2 separate regions of the Homo sapiens genome follow, and region 1 is linked to region 2. Evidence: chromatin loops called from intact Hi-C (ENCODE). Cell type or tissue: dorsolateral prefrontal cortex. All regions are shown on one strand. Region 1 overlaps SHANK2 (SH3 and multiple ankyrin repeat domains 2). Region 2 overlaps DHCR7 (7-dehydrocholesterol reductase).

Region 1 (5,000 bases), 290 kb before region 2:
TATAAATTATAACTCAAGAAAACTTTTTGAAAAAAAGAAAGTTTTAGTCTTTTCTTTTTTTTTAAATCCTTTTTTAAAATAAGTATTAAAATCCTTACTTAAAAAAAAAAAAAAAAAAAAGGTAACTGCTATCTAAGAGAGCAAATAACAGTGGGGCCAGACCTGGAGGTTCCTAGAGAAAGTTACGGTCATAGCATTGGTTTTGCACAACTTGAGTTGAGGGGCATCTGGGCTTTCAACAGAGAAGGTATGGAGGGGGAAATAAGGCCCAGCCCCCCCAAAGGAGGCTGCAGCAGGAGATGTGACCGTGGATGCTGTGTGAATGGAAATTCTATCGCCGCCAGGGTGCTGGGTGCAGGGAGCCGCTAACAGAAGTTCTATCGGTGCCAGGGTGCTGGCTGCAGGGAGCTGGGCCTGGCCGAGAAGCCCTCCCGCCACCCACTCCCTGGAAGGCCCAGGTGTTGAACAGAATGCAGCAGAAGGCAAATCTGACCAGAACTGGCTTTCTACCTGGAAAAATCCACCCGAGGGAAACAAGGACAAACCTTCTTGAAGTGGAATTAAGAGGCTGCCATTCAGGATCACGACCACCCAAGCTGCCAATCTCTCAGGCACATGGACTCCATCAACTCCTAGAAGACACCCAGCTCTCACCTTGCAGGGTCCAGGAGCAAGGAATCAGACACACACACAGCAAAGCATCGAAACGCAGCTTCTAACGGTAACGAACCACCCCTGCACCAGCCGCCCAGAGCCCTCTCTCACAATGGGCGGGCGCACACACACAGCAAAGCACCCGAATGCAGCTTCTAATGGTAACGAACCACACTCCTGCACCAGCCGCCCAGAGCCCTCTCTCACAATGGGTGGGCGCACACATACAGCAAAGCACCCGAACACAGCTTCTAACAGTAACGAACCACACCCCTGCACCAGCCGCCCAGAGCCCTCTCTCACAATGGGCGGGCGCACTCACACAGCAAAGCACCTGAACACAGCTTCTAACGGTAACTAACCACCCCTGCACCGGCCGTCCAGAGCCCCCTCTCACAATGGCCGGGCGCCTCATGGTCTCTGAGGATGAGGAGCCAGCCCCAGGTACAGGAGGGGAAGATAGGCTCAGACGTTGCCAGCACAGGTAGAGTCCTCCCAATATTCAAAAGTAGAGGAATCCTCAAATACAAAATGCAAATGCGGTAATTATGTGCCTGTGACCAAAAAGAGGGGATTAAATCCTGAAGGTGGAGGAGGTGAAACCTCCTTACTTTTGGGGTTCTATTTTAATCCACAATAATAAGCAGACGGGCCAAGGCCACTTTGGAATCAAGCATATCCGGCCGGGCGCGGTGGTTCACGCCTGTAATCCCAGCACTTTGGGAGGCTGAGGTGGGAGGATCACTTGAGCCCAGGAGTTCGAAACCTCTCTGGACAATATAGTGAGACTCTGTCTCTACTAAAAAGAAAAAAAAATCCCAGTGTGGTGGCGTGCACTTGGGAAGCTGAAGCAGGAAGATCCCTTGAGCCAAGGGTGCAGTGAGTTGTGATTGCACCACTGAACTCCAGCCTGAGTGACAGAGCAAGACCCTATCTCAAAAAAAAAAAAAAAAAGAAAAGAAAAAGAAAAAGAAAAAGAAAAATCTGAGAGTCCATTTGGAAGCAGCAGACAGACGAGAGGACATCCCCGTCAGCAGATGCATGCCACAGGGTGAGGCAGCACAGCGGGAATGAGAGGGCAGGGCCCTCCCAGCATGGCAAAGGTAGTGGGGATTTTGAGTGACTGTACAGGCGGGGAGAGAGGGAGGACAGCTGAGTGACAATGCATGGTCTTTGAGGGGGTCAGGTTGGCAGTGCAAATGCTTTTTCCTAAATGAAGTACCCCACTGGAAGATGCACGTGCTTTATAAATGGAAGCACTGACTCAAGCACAGAATGGGACACTCATTTTCCCTGAGCGTCTGCTGGGAGGTGGGCCAGGTCGCAAGGATCAGCCCTCAGAGTGACAGCTTCAGCTGAGCTACTCGGTGCCAGGCCTCAGGGAGAGGCGGATGCGGGGCCGACGTAGACACCCCAGCAGAGCCCGACAAAGGCCGCCACAGCCCCGTTCTATTTTCTTCTCTGCTCTCCTTGCAACATGGCATTCACTGTGGATTAAAGGGGTAGGGGGAGGGGGGAGGGATAGCATTAGAAGATATACCTTATGTTAAATGATGAGTTAATGGGTGCAGCACAGCAACATGGCACATGTATACATATGTAACTAACCTGCACATTGTGCACATGGACCCTAAAACTTAAAGTATAATAATAATAAAATAAAATAAATAAATAAATAAAAGAAAAACCACTTTGGGCCACGGGGCCAGTTTTCTTCCCTCTTCCTCATTCACACTCCCCCAGAAATAACAGAGCTCACCAGTTTGTATTGATTTTGGCACATGCCACTTGTTTTAAAGGCCATGCTGAATGTCCAGAGCCAGCACTCCACCACTGTGCATTTGAGAGGATGCAGAGAGGCTGCCCTCCCTGTGCCCAGAGCCCACCCCACCACTCCCTGCGTGGCCCGGGAAGCCCACCCACACACGACTATTCAAGTGAGGGCTCCGGTTGTGCCTGAAGGGTTGTGAGCACTGCTAGAGGCTCTCACTCAATGACTTAAAGCTTCAGTTCCACTGGAGGGTGAGGCTCAGAAACAGCACTCACTCGGCCAGCAGCAGTGGGCCCGGACAGCAGCGGAGGAGGGGTGGCATTGGGGGAGAAAAGGGGCCGCCCAGGTGCTTCTCCAGCACCAACTCCCAGTGGACGGGCACTGGGGCCTCGGTGCAGACTCACTCGGCAGCTCCTGGCTGGCTCCTCCGGGCAGGGTTCCAGGAACTGTCTCGTGTCCCTGGCTCCACAGAGGACTCAGCCCCACAAGGGATTTCTCACACGGGAACAATGTCTGCTTTGTTGCTGAGAGCTCACACCCGGGGGATTTCTGGTTTCAGCCTCCAGGGGCTTTGTTTGTCTTGAACAGAGTGAAGCAAAGTGGTCTTCAGAAGGTTCCAGAAACAACCAGGCTCCCACGAGTAGAGACTAAACCCTGAAGAGGCCCTGGCTTTCACGAGGAGGTGCTGTAGGTTAAATCTGGGCTGGAGCAGACCTGTGGCTCCATCCATCACTCCAACAGGTCTCCAGTGACTCTAGCAAAGTGGGCAGAACACCTGCTGGGGAAACAGCCCCTGCCCTGCAAGGGGAAGATTACCCTGCCAAGGAAAGCGTCAAACAGGCAGGGAGGCAGGGTCCGGCCGGGTGTAGAAGGCCCCTGATCTCCCAACACCCTTGCCCCAGTGCCGATGGAGGACCTCAGTGGCTGAGATGACCGGGGCCTCCCTTCTACGTGGCTGATGAGAGCCTCCGAGTGTGGGTAGCACCAGCAGGAGGGTGGACCCAGGAGAACAGAAACAGTAATGGGCCCCTTGTGGCTGCTCCCCGGGCTGAACGCCAACCCGCAATGGCTCACTTCACAAGTGGTGTTTGTTCCCGACAGGTGGAACCCCGAGGCTCAGATCTTCAGACCCTCGCCCAAAAGTGTAGAGTGAATGGCGAGGGAGACGTGCTTCTGACTCATGCCAGGACGACTGGGGCCGGGGCTGCTTCCCACGCAGCGCTGCCTGCTGGCTGCCTTCCTGCCGGGAATTCAACTTGCAGGTGCAAATCAGCCCAGTACCAAGCAGTTGGTGGCACACCCAACGCCAGCCTCCCAGGGCTTCCATCCAGCAGGTTTCAAGGCCCAAGGCTGGGTGTCCCCAGGACAGTGGCTCTGCCCCTCACTGGCTCTGAAGTCTGACCCTCCTGTTCCCATCTGTAAAGTGGGATTAAGCATAAACCCTCCCCATGAGTAGGAGGGAGCAGTGGGGCTCCCGGGGCTGGCTGGCGTCCTACGCCTTCCTCCACCTGCAGGTTACATGCTGCGTTCCGTTTGAGTGTACGGGACACATGCCCTGTGGACGGGTGTGTTATCCTTCAACAAAGATGCTCACAGTGCTGTCTACCTCAAGGCTGACAGCAGTTTGGGAGATCGAGGTGGGCAGATCACCTGAGGTCAGGCGTTCGAGACCAGCCTGGCCAACATGGTGAAACCCCCTCTCTACTAAAAATACAAAAAAAAAAAAATTATCTGGGTGTCATGGTGGGTAACTGTAATCCCAGCTACTCAGGAGGCTGAGGCAGGAGAATTTCTTGAATCTGGGAGGCAAGAGACAGAGGTTGCTGTGAGGTGAGATGGCGCCATTGCACTCCAGCCTGGGCAAGAGAGCGAGACTCTTTCTCAAACAAACAAACAACAACAAGAAGATGTGACTTTGCTCCTCCTCCAACTTCCACCATAATTGTGAGGCCTCCCCAGCCATGTGGAACTGTGAGTCTATTAAACCTGTTTTTTATTACAAATTACTCAGTCTCCGGTAGTTAGCAGCGTCGTTATTACCAGCATGAGAATGGGCTAATACAATGTCTCAGGAAAGACAGGGATTCCAGGCCCTGCACGTAGACTCCACTCTCCCAGCCCTGGGCCTGCTCCTCTCCAAAGGCAAACAGATGGCCAAATCTAACTTCATGATGGAGCCAAACGGAATTCACCCATGCACTATGCGAACCAACAGAAAGCCCAAACTACTGACAGCCAACCTAGACGAGACAGGCAGAAATGTCAGGGAAGCCACAGGGACCCCGCACAGACACAAAATGAACCACAGCAAGAAAGACGGCATGCAAACCTCCAACGGTCTCTGAGCTGCATGAAAACTCACCACAATTAAAAGAAGAAAAGCCCCCGAGAATGCTTGATGCCAGGGAGGACAAAAATAAGACAGAAAACCTACCAAACAAACAACTCAAGAGAGTATTTTCAAAAAGAAAGAGTGCAGGGCTATGGAAACAAAAACTCAAAGGAGCATGACTACAGTAAATTAGAAATCACAAAAATTAGAACGGGTCTAACTGAGAACACAACAATTAAAAGC
Region 2 (5,000 bases):
TTTCTTGGTCCTTTCACGGGACTCACAGCAGGGGCGCCCCGTCTACTCAGCTCACTGTGCTCAACCCCTTGTGGGAGGGAGCATGTGAGCATGTGAGTGTGGGATCCGGCCGGCCATTCCAAGTGCAGACACAGGAGCAAGCTCCATGCAGGACCCGTGGCCAGACTAGGCGTGTTGCAGCACCCAGGTGAGGGTGCCTGTGACCCCAAAGCCCCAGAGGCAGTGTTACAGTGCTCCTTTAGTTCTGCCATTTGTGGGTGGTGGTGTGTTAGCAGCTCAGTTGTCCCCCTGCCTTGTCATGTGGGGTGGCTGCCCTCCACTGGCAAGGGCAAAGGGCTAGTGTGACAGCCTTTCTGGGTACTCACACTAGCTGGGTCCCACTCTTGCCCAGCATCCAAAAAGAATGAAGTCATATGGACACTTGAAGGATGGTGAAGGCCGAGAATTTTACTGAGCAACCAAAACAGCTCTAAGTGGAGAGGGGAGCTAGAGAGGGGCCAGGAAGGGCAGGTCATCTTCCCCAAAGTCAGGCCGTCTCCCCTCTACTGAATGAGTCTGGAGTCTTTATAGGTACAGGATGGGGAGTGCATGCTGATTGGCTTGTGAGTATGCAGTAAAAGGTTAAAACTAGGCTGGGCACGGTGGCTCACGCCTGTAATCCCAGCACTTTGGGAGGCCAAGGCGGGCAGATCACCTGAGGTTAGGAGTTCGAGACCAGCCTGACCAACATGGAGAAACCCAGTCTCTACTAAAAATACAAAAATTAGCCGGGTATGGTGGTGCATGCCTGTAATCCCAGCTACTCGGGAGGCTGAGGCAGGAGAATGGCTTGAACCCGGGAGGCGGAGGTTGCAGTGAGCAGAGATTGCGCCACTGCACTCCAGCCTGGGTGACAGAGCAAGACTCTGTCTCCAAAACAAACAAACAAAAGGTTAAAGCAAAGATGCCACTCAAAGGTGGACACAACAGTGTAGGAAACCAATTAGGAAAGGTTGGGTATATGTAAAATAGGTGAAGGGTGGGGATCCATCAGAGGGAAGTGCACCAAACAGCAAGACAAGTTGTCAGTCCAGTCCAAGGATAGCTTGGCTTTCAGGCTTTAAACTGTCTTTGGCTTGGAGGTGGGGCTTCACCGGGGATCCACCTCTGTCTGCTGGGCATTTGGCTGCCTCCTGTCGCTATCACTGACGCCCACCTCTGACAGTACTCCAGACAAGAAGGGCTGACTCCTGCTCCTGAAACAGCCCTCCCTGCAGGCAACGTGGTGAAACCAAGCCCAGTCGGCCCTCGGTGGCACCAGTGCCTGCGTGGAAACCCCCCTCCTGGCCAGAAGTCCTCCTCCTCCTCCTTGGCCTGCTTAGGGCAGGAAGGTCTAGTTTATTAAAAACAAATGCATTGTATCTGTCCAGGTGCAAGCAGCCTTCCTCACCACTACTATAATCCTGCAGAAGTGTTGCTGAAAAATAACATTTATCAAAAATACAGAAAAAAACCACTATCTATTACCTCCGCTATGCAGCTATGAATAGCATTAATGTTTATGTTTTGGTATATATCCTTTTATGTATATATTTCATATGAAAACTTTATTTTTTTTGAGACAGGGTCTTGCTCTGTTGGCCCAGGCTGGAGTGCAATGGCACAATCACGGTCCACTACAGCCTCAACCTCCCCAGGCTCAGGTGATCCTCCTGCCTCAGCCTCCTGAATAGCTGGGACTACAAGCATGTGCCACCATGCCCAACTAATTTTTTAATTGTTTTTACAGAGATGGGGTTTCGCCATGTTGCCCTGGATGGTTTCAAACTCCTGAACTCAAGTGATCTGCCCACATTGGCCTCCCAAAGTGCTGGGATTACAGGCGTGAGCCACTGCGCCCAGCAGAAAACTTTATTATCTACCATACTTGCACCAACATTGTTATTGAAACATATTCCTCCTCCCTTGATTTCTTCAGGGTAAATTTCTTGACGTGAATGAACAGAACTCCTACGTACTGTTTAGGAGAACACTGGCTTCTTGTTGACCTTGGTGATGCTGGGAGTTACTGCTGCAATAAAGTTTGCCAATGTGATCAAGTTTGCCAAAGGATCACGTGATGTTAACTTTCCTCCCTCTAATTACTAGGGAAATTGAACAGCTTTTCAGATCTTCATTGGTCATTTATATTTTTTAATGGTATTTTCAATTGACAATAATTGTTTATATTTATGGGGTACAATGTGATGTTTTGATACATGTGTAAATTGCAGAATGAGTAAATCAAGCTAATTAACATATCCATAACTTCATCTGTGTATTTTTGTGGGCATAGTGAGAACACTGAAAATTTACTCTTAGCAATTTTGAAATATATAATACATTCCGAACTATGGTCACCCACCATGCTGTGCCACAGATCTCAGAAACTTATTCTCCTGTCTAACCCAAACATTGTACTCTGTGACCTACATTGCCCCTTTGCCTCTCCTCCTTAGGTTTAAATTTGGCCTCTACCAGTTGCTAGTTCTGTCATTTGGGGTGAGTTGCTTTAAACCCCAGGCCTCAGTTTCCCAAGAAATCAGCTGTGCCATCAAAGACAGTGCCTGCAATCTGCGCAGCTCCTCCCAGGACAGAGATATGTGCTGAGCAATTGATTGTTAAATGTGGACCAGAAAGCAGATCTGCTGGAGCCAACAGCAAGCAGGGTGGTTTCTGAGAAAGGCCTCACCTCGCTTTCGAAGGTTGAGGTTGGAGAGGGTGGGGTGTATCAGGATTGAATCTACTCATGGGAAAATAGCCTCTCTGAATGTGCCCACTGGATTCCTGCCCTGACCCTGTCCTGGGGTACTGGATGCCTGCCCCTTATCAGAGGGCAGTGCCATGCCCTGTAAAGCACAGTTCAGATGGCCCTGGCAATTGGTCCGAGCCGTCCTTCATTCTGGAAGGGGGCAAAGGCCAGGCCAGCTTCCCAGGGATCAGGCACTGTGGCTTCACTGGGAACAGAATGCTCTCTGTACATGGAGAATGGTAGAGGCTGGCACTGTCTAATCTGAGCTCCTGGATCACCCTGTTCTCGCCCAGAGAGAAGCTGGCTCCATCTGGGGATGAGTGAGGGCAGACGTGTCTGGTGGGACAGAGCCTGGGCCACAGCCTTGCACCTGCAGAACCCATTGTACAAACACACAGTGCATGGAAGAGGAACCTGCAGCCCAGCACAAAGCTGCTCAAACAGAAACCAAACCAAAAGCTAACCTCAGCCAATTCAGAGGCAGGTCCACATCTGAACCAAGAGCTCTCCCAGCAAATTGGCCTGGAAAGCCCTTCTCACATCAAGGCAGGAAGATAATAATGACCCTCATCTTTCAAAAGAGGAAGCTGAGACACTGAGAGGGTAGGTCCCCTGAAGGTCATACAGCTCTTAAATGCTGGGGCCAGGATTCCAACGCAGGCAGGGAGGCCCGGATCTGAGCTCACAGTGACCACACCCCAGCCTCTGTGAACTGAATTTACGCAATGTCTGGGAAGAAAAGGCAGGGTCCACTCCGCTCAGAGCCATGCAGGGCAGTGTGCTCCCGTCTCCCCGGCATTTGAATCACTCTTGTGGTGTGTGTCCAGCACAGATGCACGGGACCCCTCAGGCCCATATCCTCAAACAGGTAGTGGTGGGGCACCAGTGCACGAACACTAGGGCTCAGCAGTCAGCCTGGGCGGGTCACAGTTCCGATACCCTCCAGGCTGTCTGGGAGGCGGCCTGGCTGTGGGACCAGTTCTCATGTGAAGCAATGAAGCCACTCTGAGCTTGGCCCCCTGCCCTGGCATGGGCACTGGGCTGCCTGTGTGAAACTCTTGTTTCTCCAGGTGCAAGACAAACCTGGCACTCTTTCTGGCTTCTCCATTCACTTGCCGGGGGCAGGTGGCCAAGCCTGGTTTCATCTCCTTGGGGGGGAATGGAATACTCTCCACATTCAACCCAAAAACAGCCCCAGCAAAGGGCTGACATGGGAGGGAGAGGGGCAGGGTGGCGCCACGCACCCACGGGCACCCAATGCTTTGACGCCGAGACCCAAGCATCTCTCTCAGACATCCCTTCTCATACCAGAAACAGAGCCCACGTATACCAGTCAGACCTGCAGTCAGGCCCATTCACGAGTCAGGCCCATTCACCAGTCAGAAACCACACAGCCACTTATTTGAACAGGGGAAGTTTAATATAAAGATGAACTCTACTCGGAGCATAGAGTTTAAAAAGAGTTCTACACAACACCCTAGGGATGAGGAAGAATGCCTCAGGGAAGAAAGCACAGAAAAGGAGGTGCCCTCCCGAGGCTGGGACTGAGACCTCCTCGCTGGAGAAGGTGTGGGAGGCCCCTGAGGGTGAAGTTCCCCGGGTTGCTCGAGCCAGAGTCTGCACAGTCATAGGGCAAGCAGAAAATTCTTTCGAGAGGGTGGGCGCTCACAGGGAATCGGGAAGCAGAGCCCACCTGCCTACACCTGAAAGGCCACAGCCGGTGCTGGGACCTCTCTGAGGTCTGCAGACTCCAGGCAGAGCACTCCTGGCAGCTGTGCAGCAGGAGCAGGAAGGAAACGACATGAAAGCCCCTTTCTCCCCAGTGTCCCAGTTCAACACCGTGCACGCTACCAAGGAGAAACGGCGCACGGGCCCCACCCACGACTGCAGAGCAGGCAGGGGAGGGGGATCTAGAGCTGAAAGGCAATACATGGATAACGCGCACGCCCCACTCCCACTTTTATTTAGCAAGAGTAAATGCAGCCTAATGACAGGGCGTGGGAAGACCTCCTGCTCACCAGTGTGGGCAGAGTGTAGCGTGGCCTGGGCTCCTAATACAGGTAAATTGTCTCCAAAGGACTAGTAAAGGTGACTGGGTCATCCTCCTGCCCCAGGGACACTGATTAGAGAAAATCCGTCTGTGCTGGCAATACGGCAGTGCTGGACACTCGGAATTCCCTTGAAGGCAAAAGCAAGGAACAGAGCGTGATTAGGTACTGGACACCTGCCA

Evidence for each region. A loop is a pair of places that touch in the nucleus more often than their neighbours do. Peaks named below come from ENCODE experiments on the same cell type or tissue, not always from the same donor. Only the 100,000 strongest peaks of a DNase experiment are listed, where the experiment ranks them.
Region 1: it touches region 2 in a loop (1.9-fold over the local background); 1 of 110 quality-filtered maps calls a loop at or near these places.

The regions. Positions count from the first base shown.
Region 1 is chr11:71,137,200-71,142,199 of GRCh38, forward strand. All of the region lies in intron 3 of SHANK2 (SH3 and multiple ankyrin repeat domains 2), which reads right to left. Among named protein-coding and RNA genes, the nearest start is that of SHANK2, 110 kb to the right of the region's middle. RefSeq lists enhancers at 2,185-3,064, 3,065-3,943. In dorsolateral prefrontal cortex, no CTCF peak of the experiment used is centred here; DNase peaks (open chromatin) are centred at 2,012, 2,862 and 3,606; H3K27ac peaks cover 3,372 bases.
Region 2 is chr11:71,430,243-71,435,242 of GRCh38, forward strand. DHCR7 (7-dehydrocholesterol reductase) reads right to left here. Exons shown (of 9, transcript NM_001360.3): 9 at 4,169-5,000. Among named protein-coding and RNA genes, the nearest start is that of DHCR7, 16 kb to the right of the region's middle. In dorsolateral prefrontal cortex, no CTCF peak of the experiment used is centred here; DNase peaks (open chromatin) are centred at 2,969 and 3,787; H3K27ac peaks cover 4,026 bases.